2 separate regions of the Homo sapiens genome follow, and region 2 is linked to region 1. A link is an interaction called in ENCODE POLR2A ChIA-PET data of the cell type or tissue named here. Cell type or tissue: A673. All regions are shown on one strand. Each heading gives the region's core, and the rest is flanking DNA. Links, peaks and the distances in the headings are about the cores only.

Region 1 (8,114 bases), core at 1,441-6,440:
GGAGTTTAATTCTCTCTTTTGAAATAGTTCAAGCAAAAGCAGAGGCAAGAGGGAGTCTTTAGGGTGTCTGGGACCCATACTCTTTCAGTCTGGCGCTCTGCCATTTTCAGTGTAGGGCTGTCCTCGTTGGCCCAATATAGCTGCTCCAACTCCTACCATCAAGATGGCATTCCAGCCAGTGGGGAATAGGAGAAGCAGATGGCAGGCCTCTTCATTTTAAGGGCACGACCTGGAAGCAGAACTAAATATTTCCACTCCTGTCTCATTGGCAAGAACTTGGATATCTCCAACTGTAAGGAAGCCTGGGAAATATGTTTTTATATTTTTATTTTTATTTTTACTTTTTATATGGAGTTTTGTTCTTGTCGCCCAGGCTGGAGTGCAGTGGCGCAATCTCGGCTCACTGCACCTCTGCTTCCCAGATTCAAGCCATTTTCCTGCCTCAGCCTCCCAAGTAGCTGGGATTACAGGCACATGCCACCATGCCTGGCTAATTTTTGTATTCTTGGTAGAGACAGGGTTTCACCATGTTGGCCAGGCTGGTCTCAAACTCCTGACCTCAGGTGATCGCCTACCTTGGCCTCCCAAAGTGCTGGGATTACAGGGTTGAGCCACTGTGCTCAGCCAGGGAAATGTGGTCTTTGTGCGGATAACTATGTACTCAGCTAAAACCTGTAGGCTTTTGGGTTTTATTACTAAAGGTGAGATGATAGAATGACTATGGGGGCACAAATCGCACATAGTGCTGTGATTGATTAATGATGTCTGTCATGGCACAGGCATAGGAAGTTACAGCTTAGCGTGACATTTTTCTCATCTCTGGGGCAGGGAAATGTTCTGTGTTTCAGATCCACTGTGCCCCGCTGTACATCCTCTAGTTCTGTTAAAGTTGAGAAAGTTCTTACCTGTGTGGACTTCAGTTTGTTCATTTTTAATATGAAAAGTATGGCCAGGCATGGTGGCTCACGCCTGTAATCCCAGCGCTTTGGGAGGTTGAGGCAGGTGGATCATGAGATCAGGAGTTCAAGACCAGCCTGGCCTACATGGTGAAACCCTGTCTCTACTAAAAATACAAAAATTAGCCGGGCGTTGTAGCGGACACCTGTAATCCCAGCTACTCTGGAGGCTGAGGCAGGAGAATTGCTTGAAACTGGAAGGCGGAGGTTGCAGTGAGCGGAGATCGTTCCACTGCACTCCAGCCTGGGCGAAAGAGTAAAACTCCGTCTCACAAAAAAAAAAAAAATGAAAAGTATGAGTTAATATTTCCAAGGTCACACAATGAGTGCATAAGAAAAAAAGTAAAAGGGGCTGAGCACAGTGATTTATGCCTATAATCCCAGCTCTTTGGGAGGCCAAGGCAAGAAGATCTCTTGGGCCGAGATGTTCAAGACCAGCCTGGGCAACATAAGGAGACCTTGCCTCTACAAAAAGTTAAAAAAAAAAAAAAAAAAAAAAGCTGGTCATGGTGGTATGTGCCTATAGTCTCAGCTACTCAGGAGGCTAAGATGGGAGAATGGCTTGAGCCCAAGAGTTCGAGGCTGCAGTGAGCTGTGATTGTGGCACTGCACTCCAGCCTGGGTGATAGAGTGAGACCCTATCTGAAAAAAAAAAAGAAGAAGAAAAGGAAGGGAAGGAGAGTGGGGAGGGGAAGGGAGGGAAAGGAGAGGGAAGAGGGAAGGAACTGGAGGGAAGGGAAAGGGAACTGGAGGGAAGAGGGAAGGGAAGGGGAAAGGGGAAGAAAGGGAAGGGGAGGGAAGGGGAAAGGGGAAGAAAGGGAAGGGGAGGGAAGGGGAGGGGAAAGGGGAGGGAAGGGAAGGGGAAGGGAAAGGGGAGGGAAGGGAAGGGGAGGGGAAAGGGGAGGGAAGGGAAGGGGAGGGGAAAGGGAAGGGGAGGGGAGGGAAGGGGAGGGAAGGGGAAGGGAAAGGGGAGGGAAGGGGAGGGGAGGGAAAGGGAGGGAAGAGAAGAGGAGGAAAGGGGAGGGGAAAGAGGAGGGAAGGGAAGGGGAGGGGAAAGAGGAGAGAAGGGGAGGGGAGGGGAAGGGAGGGGAGGGAAGGAGAGGGAAAGGGAGGGAAGGGGAAGGGAAAGGGGAAGGAAGGGAAGGAAAGGGGAGGGAATGGGAGGGGAGGGAAGAGGAGGGAAGGGGAAGGGAAAGGGGAGGAAAGGGAAGGGGAGGGGAGAGGTGAGAAAGGGATGGGAGTGAAGAGGGAGAGAAGGGGAGGGGAAGGAGAGGAGGGGATAGGGGAGGGGAGGGGAAAGTGGAGGGGAGGGGAAAGGGGAGGGAAGTGGAGGGGAAGGGGGAGGGAAGGGGAAGGGAAAGGGGAGAGCAGGGGAAAAAGGAGGGAAGGAGAAAGGGGAGGGAAGGGAAGGGAAGGGGAGGGAAGGGGATGGGAGGGAAAGGAAGGAGAGGGGAGGGAATGAGAGGGTAGGGAAGAGGAGGGAAGGGGAAGGGAAAGGGGAGGGAAGGGAAGGGAAGGGGAGGGAAGGGAAGAGGGAGAGAAGGGGAGGGGAAAGGGAAGGGAAGAGGGGGGAAGGGGAGGGGAGAGGAAAGGGGAAGGAAAGAGAAAGGGGAGGGGAAGGAAAGGAAAGGGAGGGAAGGGAAAGGGAAGGAAAGGAAAGGGAGGGAAGGGAAAGGGAAGGAAATGGAGGAAGGGGGAGGGAAGGGAAAGGGAAGGAAGGGGAGGGAAGGGAAAGGGAGGGAAGGGGAGGAGAAGAAAGGAAAAGAAAACAAATCCCATCTCCTCACTCTCTGTCCCGATGAGGTGGAAACAAAATTCTGTATTCTCAGAGCTTGACGGGCTCTGATTCAGCACCACCCATTTTACACATGTGGAAGAGGCACACAGAAGGAAAAGGACTTCCTTTCTTTACTCCAGGACATTCAGAAAGTTCAGTTTCTTAGTGTCTAGGCCCACGTTTTCTCCAATATATCTTGGCCCTTCTCTCTCTGCAGTGATATTTTAATCAAACTCCACCAGGCAGAGATCCTTGGGGTGTGTTTGCCCAATTCATTGGCAAATATATATTTTTTTTCTTTAGGACATCAGCCCTTGTTTTTCTACACCAGTTGAACTCAGAGATGTCAAAAACATAATCCTCATTCTCAGCCAATATAATTTCTTTCTTTCTTTTCTTTTCTTTCTTCTTCTTCTTCTTCTTTTTTTTTTTTTTGTTGTTGTTGTTGTTGTTGAGACAGAGTCTCCCTCTCTCACCCAGGTTGGAGTGCAGTGGTGTGATCTCAGCTCACTGCAACCTCCACCTCCTGGGCTCAAGTCATTCTCTGGCCTCAGCCTCCCGAGTAGCTGGGATTACAGGTGTGCTTCACTATGCCTGGCTAATTTTTATATTTTTAGTAGAGACTGGGTTTCTCCATGTTGGACAGGCTGGTCTTGAACTCCTGACCTCAAGTGATCCGCCCACCTCGGCCTCCCAAAGTTTGGCCTCCCAAAGTATTGGCCTCCCACAGTGCTGGGTGGCATGAGCCACCGTGCCCGGCCATGGCCAATGTGATTTTGTTTCTGAGTTTTCTTCAACTAAGGCAGGGTTTCTCAGCCATGGCATTGCTGACTTCTGGGGCTGAATCTTTCTCTGGGATGGGGTTGTCATGCGTTGCTGGGTGTTGAACAGCATCCCTGGCCTGCACCCACCAGATGGCAGTACTGTCCTTGAGCATCCTTGTCCCCATTGTGGCACCTCAAGATGTCTCCAGAAACCGATATGTGTCCGCTGGGTGAGCACTGCTAGACTAGACAGACACTTATGACCACACTGTGATGCAGTCCCCTTCCCTACCTAAGAGCGAAGTGAATGTCACAGGCCAGAGTGTGAATCTGTGCATCTGAGTCTGCGAATCTAATCCTTGCTGTGCAGCTTTGGGCAAGGGACCAAATCTCTCTGTGCCTCAGTTGTCTTATCTGTGAAGTGGGGGGCTCATTAGAGGACCCCATAGCTGAATACTTGGACACAGGAACTGAGATCATTGCTGTTGCCTCTGTGTGGCTGCAGGCATCACCGCCATGGCATGGGGTGTGGAGGAGAAGCTGCTGGTGATTGGCACCCAGGATGGCATCATGGCTGTGTGGGACATGGAAGAGCAGCATGTGATCCACATGCTAACTGGACACACAGGTGAGACTTGGGAAGTGGGCTTTGTGGTCAGCTTCCATAGTGAAAAGTTGGTTCTCAGAGCCCCTTCCCCACAGATTCACTTCTCTGTATTGAAACCCTGGCCTTTGTTCCTGCATCACTTAGCTATAGTTGCATAATGAACCATCCCCAAACACAGTAGTTTCAAACAAGCCATTTCTTTTTCTTTTTAAATATGGGATCTCACTGTATTGCCCAGGCTGGAGTGCAGTGGTGTGTTTATAACTCACTGCAGCCTCAAACTCCTGGGCCAAGTGATCCTCCTGCCTCAGCCTCCTGAGTAGCTGGGACTACAAGCACATACCACTATACCCAGCTAATTTTTTAATGTTTTTAGAAATGGGGTCTTGCTATGTTGCCCAGGCTGGTCTGAAACTCTTGGGCTCAAGTGATCCTCCCTCCTTAGCCTACCAAGTAGCTGGGATTACAAATTTGAGCCACAAACAAGCTATTTCTTTAGCTCACTTCCTGTGCATTGGCAATGCAGGCTGGACGCAGCTGGGCAGTTTTCTGCTCTCAGCTGGGCTTGCTCATGTATCTGCAGTCAGTCAGTGGATTATCTAGGAGCTGGCTGAATCTGAATATTTTCAAATGAGGCAACTCAACTTTGCTCCACGTGGTCTGTCATCATTCAGCGTCCTTCAGGTCTCTCATCCCCAGCAAAGGCAAGGTTTCTTTTTTTTTTTTTTTGAGACGGAGTCTTGCTCTGTCGCCCAAGCTAGAGTGCAGTGGTGCAATCTCGGCTCACTGTAAGCTCTGCCTCCCAGGTTCACGCCATTCTCCTGCCTCAGCCTCCCGAGTAGCTGGGACTACAGGCGCCCGCCACCATGCCTGGCTAATTTTTTATATTTTTTAGTAGAGACGGGGTTTCACCGTGTTAGCCAGGATGGTCTCAATCTCCTGACCTTGTGATCCACCCACCTCGTCCTCCCAAAGTGCTGGGATTACAGGCGTGAGCCACCGTGCCCAGCCAAAGGCAGGGTTTCAAGAAAACAAGTAGGCACTCACAGAATCTCTTAAGCCTGGACTTGGAGTTGGCACCTGGTCACATTCACATTCTCTTGACCAAAGGAATTCACAAGAGCAGTCCAGTAGGGAAATAGGCTAAATAGGCTTTCTGCCTTCTTTTCTTTTCTCTTTCCTTTCCTTTCCTTTCTCTTCTCTTTCCTTTTCTTTTTCTCATTCTTTTTTTCTGACAGGGTGTTGCTCTGTTGCCCAAGCTGGAGTGCAGTGGCACAATCTCAGCTCACTGCACTCTCAGCCTCCTGGGCTCAAGCAATCCTCCCATCTCAGCCTCTTGAGTAGCTGGGACTGCAGGCACACACCACCACACCTGGCTGATTTTTGTATTTTTTGGTAGAGACAGGGTCTCACTATGTTGCTGAGGCTGGTCTCAAGCTCCTGAGCTCAAGCAATCCTCTCGCCTTGTCCTTCCAAAGTGCTGAGATTACAGGTGTGAGCCACTACACCCAGCCTAGGCTTCATTTTTTGATGGGAGGAGCTGCAAAGTCACATTGCCAAGGATGTGGATCAGTAAGGGTAAAGAATTGTGGTCCTTTTTGCATTTGTCGACCTCAGATCCTAAGTAAGGTTGTTTATTTCTACATAGTCCCTTAACAGATATGGCTTATTTCTGTAATCAATTGTTGAGTGCCTGCTGAGTACCAGGTCCTGTTCTAGATGCTGAAGAGAGATAGACGAGGGTCGGGACTAGGATGGAAAACTATTCATTCTTGAAGACTAATCTCAAGGGTCCTCCCTTTGGGAGAGATGATTCCCACAGTAGAGTTCATAACTAGCTACCTTGTGCTCTCCTGCAGCTTGATATACATAGGACCACATTGGCTAAGACTACAGTTGGCTGGGCGTGGTGGCTTATCCCAGCACTTTAGGAGGCTGAGGCAGGCAGATCATTTAAGCTCAGGATTTTGAGACCAGCTTGGGCAACATGGTGAACCCACATCTCTACAAAAAATGCAAAAATTAGCCAGGCATGGTGGTGCACACCTTTAGTCCCAGCTACTTGGGAGGCTGGGGCATGAGAATCGCTTGAGCTCAGGAGATTGGGGCTACAGTGAGCTGTGATTACACCACTGTACTCTAGCCTGTGCAACACAGCGAGACCCTATCTCAAAAAAAAAAGCAAGACTACATTTATTTGTTGACCTGAGATCTTATTACTATTGTTTGAGGGCAAGGGTTATGTTTTATTCAACATACTCCATGCTTATTTGTTGAATAAATAAGTTAAAATATCCCATGTGTTTAAAAAATACATTTAACAGAATCAAGTCATCGAAAATTAGCTTTAGAAAGAATCTAATCTAGGCCAGGTGCAGTGGCTCACGCTTGTAATCTCAGCACTTTGGGAGGCCTAGGCGGGTGGATCACAAGGTCAGGAGATCGAGACCATCCTGGCTAACACGGTGAAACCCTGTCTCTACTAAAAATACAAAAAAAATTAGCTGGGCGTGATGGTGGGTGCCTGTAGTCCCAGCTACTCGGGAGGCTGAGGCAGGAGAATGGCATCAACCCAGGAGGTGGTGCTTGCAGTGAGCCGAGATTGCACCACTGCACTCCAGCCTGGGCGACAGAGTGAGACTCTGTCTCAAAAAAAAAAAAAAGAAAAAAAAAAAGAATCTAATCTAACCCTTTTATGTAATTAAGAAAACAGGTTGGGCATTTTATTTAATTAATAAAACAGGACTCACACCTGTAATCCCAGCACTTTGAAGATGGGAGGATCACTTGAGGCCCAGAATTCAAGACCAGCCTGTGCAACATAGCAAGACGTCACCTCTAAAAAAAAAAAAAAAAAAAAAAGTGTTTTAAATTAGCCAGGCATGGTGGTGTGCACCTGAAGTCCCAGCTACGTGAGAGGCTGAGCCAAGAGGATTGCTTGAGTCCAGGAGTTGGAGGCTGCAGTGAGCCATGTTTGCACCACTGTATTCCATCCTGGGCGACAGAGTGAGACCTTGTTTCCAAAAAACCAAACAAACAGAAAAATGGGTGGGGGTGGAGAAGGTCTAAAGAGCTGAATCAAATTTCTATTAGAGATGACATATTCAAATTTTTAAAAAATTTAAAGGGGTGCCCTAAAAGGCTCAATTGACAAGATACATAATATTATGACACAATCTTTTGAAAAATCAAAAGTTTAATTGGCCCTCCATATCTGTGGGTTTTGCATCTATAGATTCAACCGACTGTGGATTGAAAATATTTGGAAAAGCTGGATGCAGTGGTGTGTGCCTGTAGTCCCAGCTACAAGGAGGAGGATGCCTTGAGCCCGGGTGTTTGAGTTCAGCCTGGGCAACAGAGTGAGATCCTGTCTTTTGGTTGTTGTTGGCTGTGTTTCTTTTTCTTTCTTCCTTTTCCTTCTTTCTTTCTTTCTTTCTTTCTCTTTCTTTTTCCATCCTTCCTTCCTTCTTTCCTTCCTTTCCTTCCTTCCTTCCCTTCCTTCCCCCCTTCCCCTTCCTCCCTTCTTTCCTTCCTCCCTCCCTCCCTCCTTTCTCTCTCTCTTTCTTTCTTTCCTTCTTTCTTTCTTTTCTTTCTTTCTTTTTTTTTTTTCAGGATCTCACTCTGTCATCCATGCTGGAGCACAATGGTGCAATCATAGTACACTACAATCTTGACATCCCAGGTTCAAGCAATCCTCCCACCTCAGCCTCCTGAAGAGCTAGGAGCACAGGTGCATGCCACCATGCCCAACTACTTTTTAAAACAGTTTTTGTAGAGACTGGGTCTCACCGTGTTTCCCAGGCTGGTCTTGAATTCCTGGTATCAAGCCATCCTCCCACCTCAGCCTCCTGAAGTGCTGGAATTACAGGCATAAGCCACTGTACCTGTCTCTTAAAAATAAATTTAAAGGTGGGGAACGGTGGCTCATGCCTGTAATCCCAGCACTTTGGGAGGCCGAGGTGGGTGGATCACCTGAGATCAGGAGTTTGAGACCAGCCTGGCTAACATGA
Region 2 (5,000 bases), core at 1-5,000, 280 kb after region 1:
AGGGCCACCAGCAGCCACCAGCAGGTGGGGGAGACACAGGATGAGCTCACCTGACAGCCCCTGGAGGGAGCCAATCCCATCAACGCCTTGATTTCAGACTTCTGGCTGAAATCAAGACTCCCAGAACTGGGAGGGAATATCTTTCTGTTGTTGCAAACCACCCATTCTGTGGCCGCTTGGTATGGCAGCCCCGGAAAACTCAACACGATCCCTAGGCCGTTCCCAGGAACTACCTAAGGAACTGAGCAGAGACTGAGTGTTTTCTAAGAGTTACAGATGTGGAGGTGACCGCAGTCATAAAATCAGAAACCCGGCCGGGCAGGGGGCTCACACCTATTCAGGAACCCAGTGCTTTGGGAGGCCAAGGTAGGAGATCACTTGAGCCCAGCAGTTCTAGATCAGCCTGGGCAACATAGCCACACCTCGTCTCTACAAAAAAAAATATAATAATTAGCCAGGTGCGCCAGGAGCAGTGGCTCATGCCTGTAATCCCAGCACTTTGGGAGGGCAAGGCGGGCAGATCACCTGAGGTCGGGAGTTTAAGACCAGCCTGACCAACATGGAGAAACCCTGTCTCTACTAAAAATACAACATTAGCCGGGCATAGTGGTGCATGCCTGTAATCCTAGCTACTCGGGAGGCTGAGGCAGGAGAATCGCTTGAACCCAGGAGGTGGAGGTTGCAGAGAGCCAGGATTGCACCATTGCACTCCAGCCTGGGCAACAAGAGTGAAACTCCGTTTCAAAAATAAATTAGCCAGGTGCAGTGGTGGATGCCTGAAGCACTAGGGAGGCTACTACTCAGGAAGCTGAGGTGGGAGGATCTGAGTAGAGCCTGAGAAGTTGAAGGCTGCAGTGAGCTATAATTGCACTACTGTACTCCAGGCTGGGTGACTACGCTAGAAGATTCCACCTCCGCAGAAAAAAAAGAACAATGGCAGGGCATGGTGACTCATGTCTATAATCCCAGCACTTTGGGAGGCCAAGGTGGGAGGACTGCTTGAACTCAAGAGTTCAAGTCCAGCCTTGGCAACATAGCGAAACCCCGTCTCTACAGAAAAAAAAAAAAAAAAAAAAAAAAAAAAAATATATATATATATATATATATATATATATATATATATATATATATATAAGCCAGGTGTGGTGGTGCCCACGTGTACTCCTAGCTACTCAGGAGGCTGAGGTGGGAGGATCACTTAAACCCAGGAAGCAGAGGTTGCAGTGAGCTGAGATTGTGCCACTGCACTCCAGCCTGGGCGACACAGCAAGATGCTGTCTCAAAAAAAAAAAAAAAAAAAAAAAGAACCAAACTCCAGGGTAGCCAAAAACTTGCTCTGTGGGAAGATACCTGTTCTGAAGAGAATTTAAGGTGCAACGCGGCAGTTTTTCACACTTGCCAAAGTCTTCAAGTTAGGGATTAGGTGGGAACCCTATGCCTGAAAGGGACCTCACTGCTCTGCTGAGGGGGAAAGCCGGGGTGGGGCTGGTGGTCTTGTCACCCCCCAACCACTACGGCATATTTGTTGGGAGCAGGACTCAGGAGACTACAGGTCGTCCCCGCAAAATGCCTTTCGGCAGGACAGATCACTGTGAATCCCACTGCCCAAGGTTCAAATCCCAGTGTGGTTACTTACTCAGGGCGAGACCCTTGGAGGAACCACAGCCTGGCCAGCCCTCCCCATCCTCTGCCTTAGTTGGGGAAGAGGGCACTTGCGGTGATGACATCAGGCCCACAGGAAGCACCCACACACGCTCCTCGCCCCGCCTGCTGCACACGCACTGGGACGCCCCGTTTCCTACCTAAGAGCTGCTGCCCATCTCCCTCCAGGTGGATGGACCTCACGGGCAGCTCGTGCCTGGTAGTGTCCAGGGCCGTGGCGAATGTCCTGTATTGCTCCTTGAAGCGTGTGGCCACTGCCTCGAAGGGGCTGAGCATCTCGATCTGTAAGCAGAAGGGATAATCAGGGGAGACCCTGGAGTCCCCTCTCTGGAAACTTAACAGAAGCTTAACGGCTTGTGCAGGGTTAAGATACAGCGCTGTTCTTCACCACCCCCCAGGGAATCAGAGCTCAGGAAGTTTCCGAGGGTGTGGTGAGCTCTTCCCAAGAGAGCCAAGTGGATGGCAAGGCGGCCCAGGCCCCTTACTGAGAACATGTGTCTGCCAGCGGTTCTAGGCTTGGGCCCTCAGCTGAGCCCACCTGCTTTAGAGTACTGCGCCTAAACGCCTGCCTTCCACAAGGCCATCCCCGGCATGGCCCACTCCCACCCCAAACATGCTGTCTGGGTCTTCATGGGGGTTTGAAATGATATACGATTGACCCTTGAGCAACACGGGAGTTTGGGGCATCAACCCCTGTGCAGTCAAAAATCTGTATCTAACTTTTGACTTCCCCCAAATTTACTGATAGCTACTGCTGACTGAAACCTTACTGATAGTAAACATTCAATAAACATGTAAATAGATTAGCATCTATATACACACACACATACACACACACACAGACACACATACAGACACACACACACACACATACACATATATATTTTTTAGATGGAATCTTGCTCTGTCTCCCAGGCTGGAGTGCAGCGGCGCAGTCTCGGCTCACTGCAACCTCTGCCTCCCGGGTTCCAGCAATTCTTGCGCCTCAGTCTCCCAAGTAGCTGGGTTACAGGCACGCATCACCATGCCCAGCTAATTTTTTGTATTTTTAGTAGAGACGGGGTTTCACCATGTTGGCCAGGCTGGTCTCAAACTCCTGACCTCAAGTAATCCGCCCACCTCAGCCTCCCAAAGTGCTGGGATCACAGGCGTGAGCCACTGCACATACATATTTTTTATAGACAGATCTTACTGTGTTGCCCAAGGTGGAGTGCTGTGGAGTGATCACAGTTCACTGCAGCCTCCACCTCCCAGGGTCAAGCAAACCTCTTGCCTCAGCTTCCCAAGTAGCTGGGACTATAGGCATATGCCACCACACTTGGCTAATTTTTAATTTTTATAGAAATTGGCCGGATGCAGTGGCTCACACCTATAATCCCAGCACTTTCAGAGGCTAAGGAGGGCGGATCACTTGAGGTCCAGAGTTCGAGACCAGCCTGGCCAACATGGCAAAACCCTGTCTGTACTAAAAATACAAAATTTAGCTGGGCGTGGTGGTGCATGCCTGTAGTCCCAGCTACTCAGGAAGCTCAGGTATGAGAGTTGCCTGAACCTGGGAGGCGGACGTTGCAGTGAGCTGAGACAGCACCACTGCACTACAGCCTGGGTGACAGAGCAAGACGCCCATCTCAAAAAAAAAAAAAATTTTTTTGTAGAGATTGGGTGTCACTATGTTGCCCATGCTGGGACAAGTATGTATGCACTCATGACATGCCTAACTTTTTCTTAATTTTTTCAGTATTTCTAGGCTATAAGGTTCATCTATGAGTTTCTTCAAATTGTCACAAATCTCTAAAACTTTTTCCAATATACTTATTGAAAAAAATCTGCATGTAAGTGGAACCTCACACTTCAAATTCGTGTTGTTTGAGGGTCAACTGGGTTTGTCTCTTTTTCTTCCATTTTGAGCTCCCTAAAGTCAGAGACCTTGTACTCAAGCCCAGGGTCTAGCTGCACGGGTGCTCACATGAAAATTTTGGATGTTAGGGGTTGAGCTGTATCCCCCCAAATTCATACCTGATGATCCAACTCCCAGTACCTTGGAATGTGCCCTTATTTGAAAAGAGGGACTTTATCAGGGTCATCAAGTTAACATGAGGTGATAGGGGGGTTGTAGGGGGGATGCTAATCCAACACGACTGGTGTCTTGTGGGGAAAGGGGGACACAGACACACACAGCAGGGAGGACATGTGAACACAGAGAAGACAACCATTCACAGGCCAAAGACAGGGCCAGGAGAGATTCTCCCTCGCAGCCCTCAGACAGGGCCAACCACCAACACCTCAATCTCGGACTTTCAGCTTCCTGAACCGTAAGAGAATGAATTCCAGTTGTTTTGCCCACCCAGGTTGTGGGACTCTGTCCCAGCAACCACAGGAAACTCACCCACTGGGTGGGGGGTCCGCCCCTGCCAATCAGCCCTTTCTGGGTTCCAGGGGTTTGTTCCTGTCCTTCTCCCACATGGACACTGCTGACCACACAGCATTAGGAGTGATGTGCCTCTCACCAGTACCCTGACCCTGCAGGGGAGTCCCAGAGCACGTCATCCTGTTGCTGCTCACGATCATCAGGCGCTCAGGAAGTCTCTGCACAAGTGCATAGAAGGTGCACACCTCCCTTATTCATTCACACTTTACTTTGTAACCTCATTCTCTAAAAGTGTCATCATAGACCAACACCAGGACCAGAGCAAGTGTGGCATTAAAAGCCCAACACAGTTAGAAGCCAGTGAGCAATGATACCCTAGCACGAATGCTACCGAAACAGTGGAGATGGGACAGATTCACAGGGAACACTCACTGGTCACAGAGTGTCACTTACAACTGACCTGGGCATCCAGGACATCTGCCAGCTCCCGCTTCCTCTGAGAGAGGAGAAGCCTGCGCTTCAGCTCGTGGGCCTTTTTCTGTAGCTTCTCCTTCTCCTTACACATTATTAATAAATTCTTTTCTGCCCTTCTTTCAAACTCAGCAAGATTGTTCTCCATCTGTTAAATGTGAAAGAAAAGCTCAAGCAGGTGGGGACTCCCTCCCCGTGAATGGAGGCCACCCTTCCATCCATGGCATACGTGAACAAGAAACTGTTTTCACCTTTACGGATAGTAGCGTCAGCAGTAGTGTCTGAGACTCCATCATTTCCATTGCTTCAGATAAATCCTTAAGAAAAGAAAAAGACCCTCTCAATTCCTGATGAAGTGGTATAAATCCAGCTCTTTTCCCAGCAGGGGGAGAACTCTGGCTTGTGTGGATTTTCTGTATTCAGTTTGATATTCGGTAGTTCTCTACTGTAGTGGGTCTATTGCTTCTATTTTCTTTTATTTGGTTTTCTGCGGCGCTGA

What was found. ChIA-PET counts read pairs that join two places held together with the same protein. Peaks named below come from ENCODE experiments on the same cell type or tissue, not always from the same donor. Only the 100,000 strongest peaks of a DNase experiment are listed, where the experiment ranks them.
Region 2: POLR2A ChIA-PET joins it to region 1 with 10 read pairs; 6 of 35 experiments call an interaction of 5 or more read pairs at or near these places.

Annotation. Positions count from the first base shown.
Region 1 is chr19:16,775,341-16,783,454 of GRCh38, forward strand. NWD1 (NACHT and WD repeat domain containing 1) reads left to right here. Exons shown (of 19, transcript NM_001007525.5): 12 at 4,003-4,125. Among named protein-coding and RNA genes, the nearest start is that of SIN3B, 50 kb to the right of the region's middle. In A673, for the core only: a CTCF peak has its summit at 3,646 (motif pointing right); a DNase peak (open chromatin) is centred at 3,661.
Region 2 is chr19:17,054,059-17,059,058 of GRCh38, forward strand. HAUS8 (HAUS augmin like complex subunit 8) reads right to left here. Exons shown (of 11, transcript NM_033417.2): 7 at 4,753-4,818; 8 at 4,491-4,649; 9 at 1,803-1,944. Among named protein-coding and RNA genes, the nearest start is that of HAUS8, 19 kb to the right of the region's middle. In A673, for the core only: no CTCF peak of the experiment used is centred there; a DNase peak (open chromatin) is centred at 2,083.